2 separate regions of the Mus musculus genome follow, and region 1 is linked to region 2. Evidence: chromatin contacts called from ENCODE Hi-C or POLR2A ChIA-PET data. All regions are on one chromosome and are shown on one strand. The core of a region is the stretch at or near the end of the contact, and the rest is flanking DNA. Distances in the headings are between cores, read along the strand shown.

Region 1 (4,621 bases), core at 1,262-3,761, 36 kb after region 2:
TACAGAAACCCCTATCCCTAAGTCTTGATTGGTGGAATAACTTGGCGCAGATGTTTGTATATCTCAGGCTTAAGAGCCTTGTAGGAACTTGGAGTCATGGTTCAGCTCTTGAGCCTGAATTGTGTCCCTTGTTGATCAGTCCTGGGCTGTGATATAAACTATCCCAAGTTGACTGAGATTGGTGTCTAAGTGATTTGTGCAGTGATTCCCAGACCCCAACACACCCTTTGCCTATAAAATTTCATTTCTCACTTTGTGCGAGTTAGGATAAATGTTGTTAAGCTCATGGTTCCAAAGACCCAATGTAACCCCTTATATACTGACCAAGAGTTATGACATCAAAGGTTTCATGCGTTACAAGGAAGAGGAAGAAATGTTGGGGGCCATAGCTACAGAGATTCCATCTTGTATATAGTCTCCATTTCATACTAAGCTAAATTCCCAGGAACAGCTCAAATGTTCTGGATAAATCCAAGCCACTGTATCCTGCTCCAAACATCACTGGCTGGCCTCAATCCAGGCCAAGCTATCAAGTAAACCACCCGAGACACTTATTATGCAGGAAGCCACCTAAAATACCAGGTGTGAAAAACCCAATGTATTCGTGAATCTGGTTGGATGCCCCCTACCCCACGTAGTCTGTGGAGTTTTGTCTTTAAAAGTTGTTCTGGGGCTGAAGAGATGGCTCAGCAGTTAAGAGCACTGACTGCTCTTCCAGAGATCCAGAGGTCCTGAGTTCAATTCCCAGCAACCACTGTAATGGGATGCCCTCTTCTGGTGTATCTGAAGACAGCTAGAATATATATAATCTTTTAAAAAGAAAAGAAAAAAGTACAGGAGCAAAAAGTTGTTCTGTTCTGCCCCTGACTGACATAGTTTTGGATCCTGAACCCCGCCGTCTCCCTGATATATCAGCCTTTGAATAAAGTTGAATAAAGAAACATTTTGCTGGCTCAAAACTTGGTTTTCATAGTGGATTATTCCCAAATTCTCAGACCCTAACAACGCAAACATTATTTTCATCATTATCCCTCCAATGAAATAAATTCTCTGCAGTAACCCTAACGACTCTTAGAAATCTTCCATTACCAGCAGGACTAATTTTTTCTCCTAACAGTTATTTTTTTTGCCAAGAGTCTTATTCAAGAACTAGTTAAAAATACCAGTGTTCCATCTTTCATAACCACTCTAATTTTTCCTAACGTATCCATCTATATGCAACTAATTCAAGTTACATCTCTAACTCCATTCCCATCAATCAACAACAAGAAGGTAGAAAACCAATTTGAAAATTGGAACGAACAGGCCGGGTGTGGCGATACACGCCTTTAATCCCAGCATTTAGGGGAGGCAGAGGCAGGCGGATCACCAAGTGAGTTTGAGGTCAGTCTCAGTAACAAGAGGGAGTTCTAAGACAGCCAGAGCTACACAGAGAAACTCTCAAAAAAACAAAACAAACAAAAAAAAAAAAAAACAAAAAACAACCAAAGCTTTACAGTACAATTTAGGTAATTTGATAATGAACAACCTAGGGGCTAATTGTTTTGATCTACATGATTGTTTGTGCCTCTAGCACAGGGGAAAACTCTTGGCTGCTGCTTGGGGCAGGGGTGGGGGCTGCCTTAGTGAGTGTGGTAGGGTAGGGTAGGGTATAACCGGCATTTGTGGATATATATTTTGCTTTAGGAAGCTAAGTGATAAAGAGAAATAATTGCCAACTCATGAGTAATTTGTAAATTGATGGAGCCCTGACCTCCCAGAACTAAGTTTTCTCAATCTGCATTTCATTGTCTCACATTTCACTGACTTTGTGTAATAAACAACACACTTAATGCGTGAATCCAGCTAGATGCAGGTTAGGAATACCGAATCCTAAAAGGGGGTGCTGGATTCGTAAAAAGTGTTTTAATTGTTATTTTTTTTCCCAAGAAGAGTAGGTTTGGACTGGGTAGTCTCTTAATAGAATACTTAAGAGCTTTCTGGTGCCGCAGGGATTTTTGCCAGATTGCGCATGCATGCAGTTGAACATCTCTGTACAGGCACTTCCCTAACTCTGAAAGCTTGCAACACACATTCCATCAGAAGGAAGGCCTGGATACAGTTGTCTGTATGCTGATGTGCAAAAAGAAAGGGTGTGCCCTGCGTCCAGTGTTAGCCAAGCACCCATCATTCATTCATTCATTCATTCATTCATTCATTCATTCATTCATTCATTCGATATTTATTATGTGTATTTTTCATTGCCAAGCTGCGTTGCTTGCCCGCCAGAGGTGCAGCTAGTGCGGTGCGCAGAGGCAAGAACTTCAGATTCCCAGGCCGGGGTCTTCCCTCCAGTGCAGCTCTGAGACAAAGAGATGCACCCCTACAGCTCCCAGGGCTGAGGGCTCCGCCCGCGGCCCCCAGGGTTTCAGAGCGACTGCTCCTTCACTCCCCGGCCGGAGGGGGCGCTGCAGCGCCGGCCCTCCGCCCGCCCCTGCGCGGCGCTCGGCTCGGCTCGGCGCTGGCGGGCGGCGCCGCGGTGGTACGTTCCCCTTCGCCGCCCGCCCCCTCCGCGGCGGCCCTCCCCGCCGGTGGTAGGTGCCGGAAGTGCCGCCATTTTGGGGTGTTCTGCTCTGGCGGCAGCGGCAGCGGCAGAGGCGGCGGCGGCGGCGGGACGCGGAGGCTCCCCCGGGATTCGGCCTCAGCAGCGAGGCAGCGGCGGCTGCGGAGGAGCAAGGCAGCAGCTGAGGCAGCGGCGGGCTCAGGTGCAGCCGCTGGTGAGTGCGGCGGCCGCAGGATAACGGGCCGCGGGATGAAGGGAGGGAAAGAGAGGGAGGCTGGAGGGAGGCGCCGCGGGGCGGGTCAGGTTCGGGCGGCTACGGGTCACAGGGCCCTCCGGGTGCGGTCGCTCCCGCTTCCCCGCACCCCGGGGACCAGGCCGCGGACTGCTCGGGACTCGGGGGCCCATTCGCGTCCGCCCGGCGCGTGCCCCTGCTCCCAGGGAGACCCGCCCTCCTCGTGGCCTGGCCCCGGCTCCCTTGCCCTTTGCCTCCACTCTCCCGGCCCCGAGGGCTTGCTTCCTGCACCGCACCCGAGTCCTCCTCTCCGGGTCCGCTGGGCGAGATCGCGGCTGTCTACCCGAGACGCCGCTTCCCTGACCCTGTCGCCCCACGTGTTCTTCGTGCCCACCCCCGGGGGTGTCCTAGATTCCCGCCCCTAGAAGGCAGCGCTCCTCTCGATCCTCCGGAGCTCTTGCAGTTCTCGCCCTGGGGCCGCTTTGGCTCGCCCTACCCCCCACATCAGGTGCTCGCTCGCCCAGTCAAGGCCTAGTAGCAGGGCTCGAATCTCGCACCCAGGAGCGGGGACGGCTCTGGAGGGTGCCTTCTTCGCTAGGTCCCAGGCTTTGGATTTAAAGTCGGTAGTGGTGTCTCGGTTGTGGTGGTTCTGACAGGATGTTGTTTTAATTTTCTCCGACCATTGCATATGCTTTTTAAGGAGCTTCTCATTGGTTTAGAGACTGATTCCGGGGAGAAAGTGTGAGATTTTGGTCAGAGCTTGGTTTAGCACAACAGAATCTCTTTCTGGTGCTCAGAGTTAATGCTGTATATAAAAGCTGTTGAACAGTTTTAAAGAGCATAGACTCTGTTGATAATGTCTGCATTGTTAGGAGGTTACAAACACCCTTTGCACACACTTAAAAGGAACTTAACCTTTAAAAGATCTCTTCTCTGTCTTCTAGTCTCTGAGTTGAAGAGGTTTGAATTGCACTTTTTCACTTTTTCCAGTTTGTTTCTTTTTAGATCCTTAGAATGACGGTGTCTTCAGATGGAATTGCTTAGAGTTCTTTTTGGTTTTGGCATTAACAAGTGTACTTGGAAAATCATGGAGGTTAGAATGGACCAACTGCAACGGCACTGATTTTTTTTTTCTCTCTATACTAGTTTTTATATTAGTAGTTTTATTGCCTGAGAGTGTGGTTTCTGATCATGACCTAGGGAGGATTGAAAGCCATGCTTATGGTAAAGCAAAGCTGGGATTTGCAGCTGTTACTTTAGCTGGCAAGCTTATGAGTTCTCTTGGTTTCTTCTTCTCCACCACCTGTTTCTCTTAAGAATGGCTCTTGGCTCCAGAGCCTACGTCTCCATCCTCTCATTCATTCTTACCCTTTGGGTTTTCTTTTCCCAAGGATCCATTAGCAAGAGGGGCTGTTACAGTTGAAAGGGTTGCTTTTTTTTTTTTCTTCAGTGCTTTGGCTTTCTCACAAAGGAAAGTGACTTATTTGCCCAAGGTTATTATAGCAAGTGCTTTTAAAACATCTCCCACCAAAGGTTTGCTTGCTTTGCCTTTGTAAAAAAAAATTCACAACACTATCACACTATCATGAGCAATGATGCAGATTTAAGATGTGATGGAATGGCAAGGGCTCTGGGCTTGAAGTTAGAAAATCTACACAATTTTCAAATCTTTTTGCAGTAGGTTACTAGTTGGTCAAGTCATTCTTTTATTATGATCCTTGTTTTAATCTCCACAATCCTCTAGAAATTGGTGTCCATTAGTGTTAGTTAACCAATGATTGTACCTGTGGGCTGCTGGGCAGATAGTGAAAATTGGAGCCAGAATGACTTATGTTCTAAAGATGTCT
Region 2 (4,664 bases), core at 1,767-4,266:
CAGGTCTAGCTGTCCTAGAACTTGCTATGTACAATAAGCTGGCTTCAAACTCAGAGGGAGCTGCCTGCCTCTGTCTCCCAAGTGCTGTGTGCATGTGCCACTACACCCAGCACAAATTTACTTTCAGAAAAACCAAGCAGAGCAAAACATTGTAACATGGACCTACAGTTCTAACTCATTCTGCAAGCTAAGTAGTTCCAGGCCAACACAGTGAGATCCTGTCTCAAAACAAGAAAAAAAAAAAAAAAAAAAAAGAAGGAAAAAGGAAAGAAGGAAGCCAACAAACAAAACTGGGCAAAAATCCTGTTATGCTCTGTGTGACCTGAACCGAAGCTGCAACTACGAAGGCTCTGGTTTCCATAGTAGCTGTCACTCAGGAAGTCTTCTATGCCCTTTCTCACCTTTAGTCCTAAAATGCCACCAATCTTTTTATAAGCTAGCATCTCATCTCATATTGCCAGTTTTCCTTGAATGCTCTGTGTGACTGTAGATGACCTTGAACTTGTGGCCCCCCTGCCGTCACTTCCACAGAGCTAGACTCGGGTGTACCAAGGATTAGAAGTGTACCAGTCCACCTAGCTTTATGCAGTGCTGGGGATCAACCTAGAGCATTGTGAGTGGAGGGCAAGTACTCTACCAAATCTCACAGTTAACTGACCTCAAAACGGTTCTGCCGAGTTGGGACATCCACTGCCGTCAAGTCAGCCAAGGATTTGAATTGTGCATTGGTGTGATCCCTGAGAAAAGTCAGCGTTGGGATGACTCCATCGGGATGGATACAGATTTCTAACTCATCAAGGCAGGACACCTGCAGACACGGAAAGGTGGTGTGGAGAGAAGACATAGCTACTAAGGGCGTAGCACACTGCAGGGATCACTTGGCTTAAGTCAGTGGTTTGTAGCCTTTCTAATGCGGTGACCCTGTAATACACACTTCCTCAGGTGGTGGTGACCCCCAGCCACATTATTTTTATTGCTACTTCATGATTATAATTTTGCCAGTTATGAATCATAACCTAAACATATGTGTTTTCTGATGGTCATAAGCAACCCCAGAAGGGTCACGACCCACAGGTTGAGAACTACTGACTTAAGGTGCCATGGTGAATTCCTGGCCCAGACCCAAGGACAACGAATATTACCTGAACTTGTTGGACATACTTGGGTAAGATTTCAGCCACATACTCTCCAAATGCTGAGAGCTGCTTGTGGGTCACATCACTCCGGGGTCTGACAGTGGCTGGAAAGGAAAAAGCATGAAGGGAGAAGGTAGCAAACACACACACACACAAACAAACTAACTAACCTCTCAGGTCTTTCTGAAGAATTTTCATTAAAAAAGAAAAAGTTTACTTTTACTATTTATTTTGGTGTTTTGCCTGCATATATGTCTATGCACACATGAATGCCTGATGCTCACAGAAGCCAAAAGAATGTTAGATTCCCTGAGACTGGAGTTACAGATGGTTCTGAACTGACATGTCCATGTTGGGAATTGTATCTGGGATGAATAGCCAGTGCTCTTAAACACTGGGCCACCTCTCCAAGCCCTCCCTGAAGGATCTTAAGAGGCATAGGTGTAAAGTACCTTCCAGGAATTAGGAAGTGTTTAAAACTCAGGGAGAAGGGAGTGGAGAGATGGCTCAGTGGTTAAGAGCACTAACTGCTCTTCCAGAGGTCCTGAGTTCGATTCCTAGCAACCACATGGGACCCGATTCTCTACTCTGCTGTGTCTGAAGACAGCTGCAGTATATTCACATACATAAAAAAATAAAAATATCTTTAAAAAAAAAGAAAAAGAAAAAACTCAGAGTGCAACACCATTTCTCTTTCTCGGTCCATACACTCTTGTTACTGTGTTGGGCAATCTTTGCTTCTTTTCTCCACTGTTCCACAGCTGTTCCTCACTTCCTGTACTCATGGTAACAATGCAACAGTGGCAGCTCCTCTCTCAGACTCAGAGCTCTTTAAGGATGGAAACCAGACTTCTGTTTCTCTTTCCCTTCTTGGTACTTGTTTATACCAAGTTCTTAATCAGAGAACTTCAGGGCTGAAGGACCCTGAAAGATTACCTCATTGCCCATACTCTATCCCCTGTCACTTTGTGTAATAGATGTCCTGGAATGAAAAGAAGCTTTCTATTTCCCAGTGTGATTCTGTTGACTGAACATAAAATCACCACAGGGTCATTCAAGTACTTGAGCACCCACACATCACAGAATCAAGGATTAAGTATTTTCTGCACTTGGAAACAGACCTGCTTTGTCGTTCACTGGAACTGTGACTGAATAATTTAATTATCTGGACCGCTTCATGATCTACATCTATATGGACAGTAAAACGTTATGCGTCTCATCAGGCTCTTATGAAGTCCAAGGTGCCTAGTAAATACTAAATTGATGTGAGCTACAATTATTTTGGACTTTGAGTCTCAAAAGTTTTTGTTACCTGCGCTCAAAGACAATTTCATCGGAGGACAAAAAAAAAAATCAAATCCTGATAACGAGCAAAAGGCGATCAAGATCAGAAGGGAACAAATATCTAGGGCACAGGAAGTGCTCGATTCTAACAGCAAAGTGGAGACCATAGCAATCTCCAAGGACAAGCAGAGATTTGCCAGGAGGGAAGGACATTCCAAGGCAAGGACAAACATCTGACAGAAACAACGAAAGGCCCCAGCTAACGTTGGGGGAAAAAGCGCCATCCGCACATACTCACGGCGCTTGTCAGCCGCCGCGCTCTCCCTTCTTACGTGCTGCCACAGCACGGAGGGTCGCCCAGCCCCTGCACAGGGAGAGAAAAGGCACAAAGGCGCGGGTGAGACTCGGGGAGGTCTCCGTGCTGCCCGTGGTCTCAACCTGCTGCTGTTCCTTGCTCACCCCTGCCTACGGAAGCGGCCCCCAAGAGCCCACGACACCAGACCCTGGCTGCAGCCGCCGCCATGTTCCTTAGTGTGCCGACTAAGTAGCCGGAGAACACACGCAGGCCACGGAGCCCCAAGGGCACGGACCGGAAGTGGAAATGTGCAGTGACTCTTCTTCCGGGCGGACGCGGGGCGGGAAGCAGAGGTTCCGGATCTGAGCCCTGGCATGAAAGGAGGTATCGCAGGTAAGAAAGACCCGCAGGTGGGGAAACCGTGAGGTGTACGTAGCCCTATCTCGGTACAGCGGAGGCCGAAGAGAAGAAGACGCAACGAACCGCACCGGTGAGAGAAAGGGAAAGGGTGGGCGTTCTGGGTTCTAAGTTCTACACCGCGCCGGCTCTTGAGCTAAGCTTTTTTAATGGGGGGCGGGGTGGGGGGGGGAGACGATGGACGGTTTCCTTGGAGACCGTTTCCTAGGCGACTCCAGGTGGCACGGTCAGATTGCACAGGGTTATGGACTTCCTTGTGCCCCCGGCCGGGGACGGCTGGGCTCTCAAGGGCTTCTTTAAGAACTCACTGGAGCGAGAGGTAAGTAAGAAACAGCAGCTTAGAAAAGAGTAAAAGTGGAAGTCCAGGCCCAAGCCTCAGTATTGGGGGGTCTGCACTCTTATGTCCAGGCAAAGAGGGAATGTAACAACAATACCTGGATGTCTTAGTTTGGCCTAATTATGCTTCTCCAGAGTCTCATTAGTTGTATATCCAAATTATTTGGTTTTAAGATCATAGGCTTCCTCCTTCGTCTTTTTCATGAGCTAACCTAAGTCCCAAGTCTTTTGTTACATCACGATCAGGAATATCCAATTTTACCTCAAGGAAAAACAACAGAGTTGGAACTTTTAATTGAATTCATTGGAGGAGAGGCCCCACTGCAGGAAAACTGGAGGAATGGCATAGGCCACATTGGCAAGACCAGGAATAAGGCCATTCTGGACCCACTTTGCTCCAGTGTCTCCCTTCTCCCTGTCTTGACTTGGACAGTTGGATTCATGGACTGTGTCTGTGAATTACCCAAATACTTAGGGTGATATTGCTTTGCAGATAGTTGGCAAAGAGAGAAGTTGGCTACCATGGAGTCACCAGAGGAGCCTGGAGCATCCATGGATGAAAACTACTTTGTGAACTATACTTTCAAAGACCGGTCTCACTCAGGCCGAGTGGCTCAGGGCATCATGAAACTGTGTTTAGAGGAGGAGCTCTTTGCTGATGTCACCATTTCAGTGGAAGGCCGAGAGTTTCAGCTGCACCGGCTGGTCCTGTCAGCTCAGAGCTGCTTCTTCCGATCCATGTTCACATCCAACCTGAAGGAGGCTCACAACCGGGTGATTGTGCTGCAGGATGTCAGCGAGTCTGTTTTCCAGCTCCTAGTTGACTATATATACCATGGGACTGTGAAACTTCGAGCTGATGAGCTGCAGGAAATTTACGAGGTGTCAGACATGTATCAGCTGACATCTCTCTTTGAGGAGTGTTCTCGGTTTCTGGCACGCACGGTACAGGTGGGCAACTGCCTGCAGGTGATGTGGCTTGCAGATAGACACAGTGACCCCGAGCTCTACACTGCTGCCAAGCACTGTGCCAAGACCCACCTGGCCCAGCTGCAGAGCACAGAGGAGTTCCTCCACTTGCCCCACCATCTACTCACTGATATCATCTCAGGTAAGCTCACGAAAGGGCTTACCACACCTAACTGGGCAAGAGTCATGTTCAGCAGATGGTCTGGCTCAGGAGAACCCCAACTTTA

The links. A loop is a pair of places that touch in the nucleus more often than their neighbours do. ChIA-PET counts read pairs that join two places held with the same protein, here RNA polymerase II (POLR2A).
Region 1: a map of heart shows a loop between it and region 2 (5-fold over the local background). The contact joins the promoter of Celf1 here to the promoter of Ndufs3 in region 2. A Hi-C loop is called at or near these places in 5 of 37 maps with a recorded cell type or tissue (gastrocnemius, heart and left cerebral cortex). POLR2A ChIA-PET finds 5 or more read pairs at or near these places in 4 of 5 experiments (Patski and embryonic stem cell).

What each region holds. Positions count from the first base shown.
Region 1 is chr2:90,937,886-90,942,506 of GRCm38, forward strand. Celf1 (CUGBP, Elav-like family member 1) reads left to right here and starts at 2,512. Exons shown (of 14, transcript NM_198683.2): 1 at 2,512-2,756.
Region 2 is chr2:90,901,705-90,906,368 of GRCm38, forward strand. It overlaps Ndufs3 (NADH:ubiquinone oxidoreductase core subunit S3), which reads right to left and starts at 3,017. Exons shown (of 7, transcript NM_026688.3): 1 at 2,880-3,017; 2 at 2,719-2,784; 3 at 1,143-1,240; 4 at 659-808. The coding sequence starts at 2,943. It overlaps Kbtbd4 (kelch repeat and BTB (POZ) domain containing 4), which reads left to right and starts at 3,036. Exons shown (of 4, transcript NM_025991.4): 1 at 3,036-3,205; 2 at 3,962-4,579. The coding sequence starts at 3,991.